Regions from separate parts of the Homo sapiens genome. Here region 1 is linked to region 2. Evidence: chromatin loops called from intact Hi-C (ENCODE). Cell type or tissue: IMR-90. All regions are shown on one strand. Each heading gives the region's core, and the rest is flanking DNA. Links, peaks and the distances in the headings are about the cores only. Region 1 overlaps ATRN (attractin). Region 2 holds the start of CENPB (centromere protein B).

Region 1 (4,387 bases), core at 84-4,083, 220 kb after region 2:
GTGCCCGGCCCTTTATTTTCATTTTAAACACAAAAGAAAAGGAGCAATCACTTCTCCAATTACCTGTTGTGTAAGACTGCTGAATGGCCAAATCTGTTGACATCATGGTGGAGATCAGGTCTGGGAAGCACTGACCAGCGGTCACAGGCTAGGAGAAAGAAAAATATATTTTTAAACGGACTACCATTTCTAATCAACAGGACCTGACATTTTCTTTGGGAAAAATACTACAACAAAGAGAACCTCATAAAACATGCCTCTCAATTTTCTCAGTTACAACATCATTTCTGGGTTAAAATGAAGCAGCAGCAGAGCAACAGGGCATGGAAGAAAGGCGGGATCATACCACAATTCTAACTAGCAAACGCACCCGAAATCCATGACATCTGGATCACTCACCCAACTGCCTATCAGTTTGATGCACTAGAATTGAGACAGAGTCTCGCTCTGTCACCCAGGCTGGAGTGCAGTGGTGTGATCTCAGCTCACTGCAAGCTCCTCCTCCCAGGTTCACGCCATTCTCCTGCCTCATCCTCCCAAGTAGCTGGGCCTATAGGCGCCTGCCACCATGCCTGGCTAATTTTTTTTATTTTTAGTAGAGATGGGGTTTCACCGTGTTAGCCAGGATAGTCTCAATCTCCTGACCTCGTGATCTGCCCACCTGGGCCTCCCAAAGTGCTGGGATTACAGGCATGAACCACCACGCCCAGCCAAGAATGTTTTTTAAAGCAAGCAAATTTTACATTCTACAAAGCTTATGTCAGCAAAACATGGGTTTCATAATTATTTTCCACTCTTTTCTATATTGATTTGCTCAAATTTAGTAGCTAAAATGGAAAAATAAAGGTGGAAAATGAAATTTCAAGAAATTTAAATGTCACCTAATTTTTACAAAGTCCTTTCCTAGATCCCATAGATTGATTAATTTTCCCTTGTTGTGACCCATACTAGCAACTTCTCTTCTGGATCTAATACCAACTGGTGCTGCTATACCATGCCAACCTCACACTCAGTGTCTCACTCTTTGAGCCCTTAAATATGTGCCGGTCTTTTCCACCTCTGTGTCTCTGCAAACTGGGTTTCCTCTGCCTGGAGAGTGCTGCCTAACTTCACCTACCTGACACCTAGTGTCCCCAAGGACCCAGAGAGGATGGCCCCTCCTTAAGAAAGTGTTCCCTGTTTATCACTCTACCCTCCATGACTTAAAGGGTACTCAGAGGTGCTCTCATACATTCTTTTCAGCCAGAAACACCCTGAAGTGCAATTCTATTGTCTGCTCATTTCTCTACCTCTTCTACTTTGAGGCTAAGGGCTTTAAGTTATTCATCTGATCTCCTCAATGTACAAACTGAGTGGCTGGCACACAAATGTCTGTTAAAAACGAATGTCTGACTTGGAATAGTCAAAATCACAGAGACAGACTGTAGAATAGTGGTTGCCAGGCATTGTGGGGAGGAAGAAATGGGACATTATTGTTTAATGGGTATACAGCTTCAGTCTTACAAGATGAAGACAGTTCTGAAGATGGATGGCGGTGATGGATTTATAACATTATGAATGTGTTTAGTATCACTAAACTAGACATTTAAATATAGTTAGGATGGTAAATTTTATGTGTATTTTACCACAATCAAAAAAATAATAATTTGTTTAAAATGAACATCTGACAATTTTTATGAAAGAGATCATCCGGTATGCATTTGCTTTGCATGAACAAATACTGCCCTCTTCTGGTCTGGTATATTGCCACACCAAGACCATGTGAGAAACCAGTTTTCTAGGGAATGAGATAAAGCTAATACGTGAACCAATTTTAACACAATGCTGGTGGTTGCAACTATGTAACACTACCAGGTAGGCATAACATGACAAAGGAGAGACTAGACACCTCAACTCAGCCTTAAAAATTAGCATTCAAGCAATTAACAGGAGTGATTTCAAAAAGAATTTAATGTAGAAATAATTTTTACCAGATGTGTAACATTAGTCAAATGAATATAAAAAATACCATTTGGACCTCTTTCAAATGGCCTGATCATTTTGAACTGGCAATATTTTCAGTCTCCTTTTAAATGCTGCTTATAGTATAGGCAAAAAGATGCCTGAAGAGAAAATGGTTTTGGGAAACTTACCAATGTCATAGGCCATGAAATCTGAAGAGAAGCATTTGGCGCCATGGCTCATAGATGTGTCATTGTGTGTGTTTCCTCCAAACACCAGCATGGTTCCACTCACTATCACAGCTGTGTGCAAGTAACGGAAAAATCGGCTGTCCTTAAGAATGGTCCTTTTGAGTTTATTTAGAAATAATAAATACAAGGTTAGTTTTTAAAGAATATTTATGTATCTGCTAATGCAAGCACAACCACTTTATTAACCTCAGACCCAAATGTACAAATCCTTCCAGAGTTTTCCCTACATAAAAGTAAGTTTTTCAACAATAAATACAGATAATTTTAAAGACCTGTAAGAGTTTTGGCAAAATATATTAAGAACCTTAAACTCTTCATACCCCGTAGCTATATAATTCCAGTTTCTGGGCAGAAATCATGTGAAATATTGACAGAAGCTTAATGCATAATGGTTTCTTAATGACATAAAAACTAGAAAGAAACCAAAACTTTCACCTGCATAGTCTCAGCATACCCACAAAATGGAGTATTGCACAGCTACTAAAAATGATTATTTTTATGACAGAATATAAAACAGTACCCATAGCAAGGTATCAAACATGTGAGGAAAAAGAGGAGAAACCATCGCTTTATAATTACATTATTTCGTAACTCAAATTTGCTTTACATTTGTTAAAAAACTCTAAGTATTTTCTAACCAACCTGCTACAGAATTACAGAATAACGTAACAAAATAAATACTAGCTACTTTATTACCCTCTGTTTATTTCCCAATTTCTCTATATATAATGCCGAACAGAATTATCTGCCAGGCATGAAAACAAAAAGATAGCACAATATTTTCTCCACAATTGCCTCTACAGAATTTACACCTTAAAGTGAAAGCTCAAGAAAAAGTACCCACCACATCTGGGTATCCACATCATATCGGTAGAGATCATCTGCAAGCCGGTACTTATTGGCACTGAAAGCCTTGTAGCCACCATGAACGTATAGGGCCCTGGTCCTATGGTCGTAAACACTGCTATGGCCGTAACCCCCTTGCACAAGGGCACCCTGGGTGTGTAATATACTCCATGTGTTCTTATCTGGAAAGGAAAGACAGTTAAAGGCAAGCATGGCAGGCTCCTCCTCTCTACTACTGAAAATGTCCAAAGAGCTTAGGGCATGAGAATGGATTTCAGGAGACCTGATACATATACTTTTTTATCTTTATATTTTAAAGAAAGCCACCTAAAACTTATAACAAAGCCATGTGGCCCAATTCCAGTCTGTTCTATGTTCTGATGTTCTAATATGCCATGTAGGAAAAGAATTAACTAAATTTAAAACACTCAGGGCCAGGCGAAGTGGCTTACATGTGTAATCCCAGCACTTTGGGAGGCTAAGGTGGGAGGATCACTTGAGGCCTGCTATGTTGGCCAGCCTGGGCAACATAGCAAGATCCCATCTCTACTAAAATTAAAAAATTAGCCAGGAGTGGTGGCACGCACCTGTAGTCCCAGCTACTAGGGAGGCTAAGGTGGGAGGATCACTTGAGGACAGGGCATCAAGGCTGCAGTGAGCTATGATTGTGCCACTGCACTCCAGCCTGTGTGAGAGAACAAGAGCCTGTCTCAATAAATAAAATGTTCACTCAAATGAACATTTAATTCCCTACAACCTTTGGTGACCAATATACAGATATATTTTATAGGCCTACTTTCACAAAATGTTAATTATACCTGGTATTCCTACTGCACAACAACAGATACAATGAAATTTAACCAAGGGAAATATTTCATATTAAGGGTAAATCATACTCCACTAAACCAATCTCTAAAGGGCTGGGCAAATATTTTTTTTCTTCAATATTTATTGTTTTGAACCATTTTTATTTATTTATTTTAAATACCCAAAGCACTTTGCGTCATCTTTGGCTCCTTACCAAATTGACAGTAACAAATACATACTACATAGGAGCATCGATAATCTGCATTTCACTGGTAATACATCAATGTTAACTATGTTGCTTTTGTTTGTTTGTTTGTTTGTTTGTTTTGAGACGGAGTCTCACTCTGTCCCCCAGGCTGGAGTGCAGTGGTGCAATCTTGGCTCACTGCAACCTCCACCTCCCGGGTTCAAGCGATTCTCCTGCCTCAGCCTCCTGAGTTGCTGGGATTATAGGTGCCCGCCACCAGGACAGGCTAATTTTTGTATTTTTAGTAGAGACAGGGTTTCACCATGTTGGTGCCAGGCTGGTCTTGAACTCCTGA
Region 2 (4,387 bases), core at 192-4,191:
TGTACTAAAAATACAAAACTAAGCCAGGTATGGTGGTGTACACCTGTGATCCCAGCTACTCAGGAGGCTGAAGCAGGAGAATTGCTTGAACCAGGGAGGAGGAGGTTGCAGTGAGCTGAGATCACGCCACTGCACTCCCAGCCTGGGCAACACAGTGAGACTCCGTCTCAAAAAAAAAAATTAAAAATTAGCCAGGCATGGTGCCTCATGCCTGTAGTCCTAGCTACTGAGGAGACTGAGGCTGCAATGAACTATGATCGTGCAACTGTACTCCGTCCTGGGTGACAGAGCTAGACCCTGTCTCAAATAAACAAAAGGAGAATGGAAAGCTTGCTGAGGGGCCTGAAGGACAGCTCTGGGCAGGCTGGACCAAAAGAAGAGAAGGTGAGTTATGGATTTCCCAAACAGTCCTAAAAGCAGAAAGCTGGGACTTACAGAAAGAGGTGGGGAAGCCCGGGGCCTCAGATGGATTGCTGGGGGAAATGGTCACTTGAGAGGGGATGGAAATGGGCCCCGTGCACTGCTACAGGCAAAGGGTAGACGAGGTATCTGGAAATGGCTATGACATCAGCATATGATGGGCGTGGCTTTTCTGTCCTAGAAGTAATTGTGCCAATGCCCTTTGTATGGCACTAAGGAGGGGCCACAGGAAAGGAAAGGAAAGGAAGAGAAAGGAAGGAAGGAAAGAAAGAAGGAAAGGAAGGAAAAGAGAGAAAGAGAAAGAAAGAAGGGAAGGAAGGAAGGAAAGAAAGAAGGAAAGGAAGGAAAAGAGAGAAAGAGAAAGAAAGAAGGGAAGGAAGGAAGGAAAGAAACAAGGAAAAGGATGAAAGAGAGGAAAGAAAGAAAAGATGCATGGCAAGGAGTTCTCATCCAGGTAATCTTAGATTCATTTTTGCCCAGTGACCACACACTCCTCTTGGGCCAAGCAGTGCTCTGGAAAAGTCTCCCACGTGTTCTTTTGGACCTTGAGATTAAAAGAATATCTTTTATATCTCAGGGATAGGGAAGTCCTCTCTAAGTAAGACACAAAACCCCGAAGCAATAAGGAAAAAATTGACAGGTTGAAGATTAAAAACTTCTCATATCCAAAAGATTCCCTAAACTAACTTAGACAAGTGGCAGACAGGGAGAAAACATTTGCAACATACTTAACAAGATCTTTTCTTCAGAGCATGTAAAGAGCTCCTAAAAGTCAAGAAAAAGACAAACACATGGTCAAAGGATATGACTAGAAAATTCACAGGATTCAAATGGCCAAGAAACATACGAAAACAGAAATTTGCACTAAAACAGCAGTGAGTTACACTTTCTTCCTTTGGCTTCCAGAATGCCACAGTAGCCTGGTTTTTCTCCTGCTTCAGGGGCTCCTCCACTTCAAGAGTCTCTATTTGGTTCTTTCTTTCTTTCTTTCTTTTTTTTTGAGATGGAGTCTCACTCTTTTGCCCAGGCTGGAGTGCAGTGGCATGATCTTGGCTCCCTGCAACCTCTGCCTCCCAGGCTCAAGCGATTCTCCTGCCTCAGCCTCCCGAATAGCTGGGACTACAGGTGAGTGCCACCACACTTGGCTAATTTTTTGTATTTTTAGTAGAGACGGAGTTTCACTATATTGGCCAGGCTGGTCTTGAACTCCTGATCTCAAGTGGTCCCGCCTGCTTCGGCCTCCTAAAGTGCTGGGATTACAGACGTGAGCCACTGCACCTGGCCTCTTTCTTGAGCCCTTAACCTTGGAGGACCCAGGGCACTGTCCTTGGTCCTCTTTTCTTCTTTGTCTACACTCACCCACAGCTTCATCCAGCCCCAGGTCCTCAGCCTGTCCCCCTGGGTCACAGCCTTCCCCTCTGCCAATGCTGGAGTTCCCCTTAGTGCTGCCCTAAGAGATTTTTAAAAACACAGCTATACATTCATTGTTTTAAGAGCTTGGCATTTTAATGTTTTGCTGCAGGAGAGGGAGGCTTCAGGGATTCACACTTATGTATATACATGATGTTATTTCTGTAAGTGCAAACACATACATTTATGGCTATATGCATGGAAAAGCCCAGAAAGTGACACACCAAGATGTTATGAGTGTTTATCTATGGGTTGTGGGATTACTAGAACTTTAAAAATGTCATTAGCACCATCAAATAGATTTACAACTGTAATGCTGATTTTAAAAATAACTTAAGTGTGTAACAATAGGTTACATACGCTAGTGTTCATTCATAGCTGGAATGCTACACAATCATTAAAAAGCGTGTTGGCAATGATACTTACCGATATGGCAAAATTCTCACTACTTGATGCCAGGTAAAACAGCAGGAGATGCCAGATATACAGTCTATACAGTCTGATGCCAGTTTTATATAATAAATTTTTAAAAAGAAAACGACATGCATCTAGAGAAAAGACTGGAAGGAAATGTATCAAAATGTTACCTGTGCATCTCTCCAGGTGACGTGAAAAGCGTTTTTCAACTTCTTGAATTTTTCAGGTTCCGCAAAAAAAAAAGTGCGTTATTTTTACCTTAATTAAAAAAAAAAAAAACAAACAAAAACCCTGGTTCTTATTCTTTTTGAGCAGCAAGTCGCTGTCCGCCGGGCGCAGTAGCGATGCACCGCGTCCCCGCCCGCGTCGCTGCCGGGTCGCCGGAGGCCGCAGCACGGGCAGGTCCAGCAGGCCGCAGCGCCCCCCCGCGGTATGTCCCGGCGGCGGGAAGGGGGTGGGCGCGGAGGGCGGGGAGGAGGCGCCGGGCGTCCCCGCGCTTCCCGCGAGATCCCGCTCCGCCCGCTCCGCCCCGCTCGCCGCGCTCCCAGCTCCCCGCGCCGCGGCACTTCCTGCCTTCCGCGCCCGCGCCGCCCGCCCTCGTCTGCGCCCGTCGCCTGCCGCCCGCCGCCCGGCGACGCGCCCGCCGGCGTCCCCGGAGGTGCCCCCGGCCCGGCCGGGTCGTCGCCCCGCCGCCGCGCCCGCGAGCCGCTTTGTCTCGGGCGGGGCGCGCGGGAGAGGCCGCCAGGTGCCCCCCGCCACGGGCCCGGGCCCCCCGCCCCGGGGCGGCGGCGGCGGCGCCGGGCCCCGGGGCGGGGGGCGCGCCGGGATGGGCCCCAAGAGGCGACAGCTGACGTTCCGGGAGAAGTCACGGATCATCCAGGAGGTGGAGGAGAATCCGGACCTGCGCAAGGGCGAGATCGCGCGGCGCTTCAACATCCCGCCGTCCACGCTGAGCACGATCCTGAAGAACAAGCGCGCCATCCTGGCGTCGGAGCGCAAGTACGGGGTGGCCTCCACCTGCCGCAAGACCAACAAGCTGTCTCCCTACGACAAGCTCGAGGGCTTGCTCATCGCCTGGTTCCAGCAGATCCGCGCCGCCGGCCTGCCGGTCAAGGGCATCATCCTCAAGGAGAAGGCGCTGCGCATAGCCGAGGAGCTGGGCATGGACGACTTCACCGCCTCCAACGGCTGGCTGGACCGCTTCCGCCGGCGCCACGGCGTGGTGTCCTGCAGCGGCGTGGCCCGCGCCCGCGCGCGAAACGCTGCCCCCCGCACCCCGGCGGCGCCTGCCAGTCCGGCCGCGGTGCCCTCGGAGGGCAGTGGCGGGAGCACTACTGGTTGGCGCGCTCGGGAGGAGCAGCCGCCGTCGGTGGCCGAGGGCTACGCCTCGCAGGACGTGTTCAGCGCCACCGAGACCAGTCTATGGTACGACTTCCTGCCCGACCAGGCCGCGGGGCTGTGCGGAGGCGACGGACGGCCGCGTCAAGCCACCCAGCGCCTGAGCGTCCTGCTATGCGCCAATGCCGACGGCAGCGAGAAGCTGCCCCCGCTGGTGGCCGGCAAGTCGGCCAAGCCCCGCGCAGGCCAAGCCGGCCTGCCCTGCGACTACACCGCCAACTCCAAGGGTGGTGTCACCACCCAGGCCCTGGCCAAGTACTTGAAGGCCTTGGACACCCGAATGGCTGCAGAGTCTCGCCGGGTCCTGCTGTTGGCCGGCCGCTTGGCTGCCCAGTCCTTGGACACCTCGGGCCTGCGGCATGTGCAGCTGGCCTTCTTCCCTCCCGGCACCGTGCATCCGCTGGAGAGGGGAGTGGTCCAGCAGGTGAAGGGCCACTACCGCCAGGCCATGCTGCTCAAGGCCATGGCCGCGCTAGAGGGCCAGGATCCCTCAGGCCTGCAGCTGGGTCTCACGGAGGCCCTGCACTTTGTGGCTGCCGCCTGGCAGGCAGTGGAGCCTTCGGACATAGCCGCCTGCTTTCGTGAGGCTGGCTTTGGGGGTGGCCCTAATGCCACCATCACCACTTCCCTCAAGAGTGAGGGAGAGGAAGAGGAGGAGGAGGAGGAAGAAGAGGAGGAGGAAGAGGGTGAAGGAGAGGAAGAGGAGGAGGAAGGGGAGGAGGAGGAGGAGGAAGGGGGGGAA

What was found. A loop is a pair of places that touch in the nucleus more often than their neighbours do. Peaks named below come from ENCODE experiments on the same cell type or tissue, not always from the same donor. Only the 100,000 strongest peaks of a DNase experiment are listed, where the experiment ranks them.
Region 1: a loop joins it to region 2, with 5 times the contacts of the local background. A loop is called at or near these places in 1 of 110 quality-filtered maps.

What each region holds. Positions count from the first base shown.
Region 1 is chr20:3,561,109-3,565,495 of GRCh38, reverse strand. ATRN (attractin) reads right to left here. Exons shown (of 29, transcript NM_139321.3): 9 at 3,037-3,220; 10 at 2,133-2,287; 11 at 64-148. Among named protein-coding and RNA genes, the nearest start is that of ATRN, 92 kb to the right of the region's middle. In IMR-90, for the core only: a CTCF peak has its summit at 1,728 (motif pointing left); DNase peaks (open chromatin) are centred at 1,725 and 2,185.
Region 2 is chr20:3,785,170-3,789,556 of GRCh38, reverse strand. It overlaps CENPB (centromere protein B), which reads left to right and starts at 2,817. Exons shown (of 1, transcript NM_001810.6): 1 at 2,817-4,387. The coding sequence starts at 3,074. It also overlaps a transcript of CDC25B not described here. RefSeq lists a silencer at 2,516-2,865 and enhancers at 2,701-3,410, 3,306-3,445, 3,411-4,121. In IMR-90, for the core only: a CTCF peak has its summit at 2,626 (motif pointing left); DNase peaks (open chromatin) are centred at 2,696 and 3,216; H3K4me3 peaks cover 1,712 bases; H3K27ac peaks cover 1,075 bases.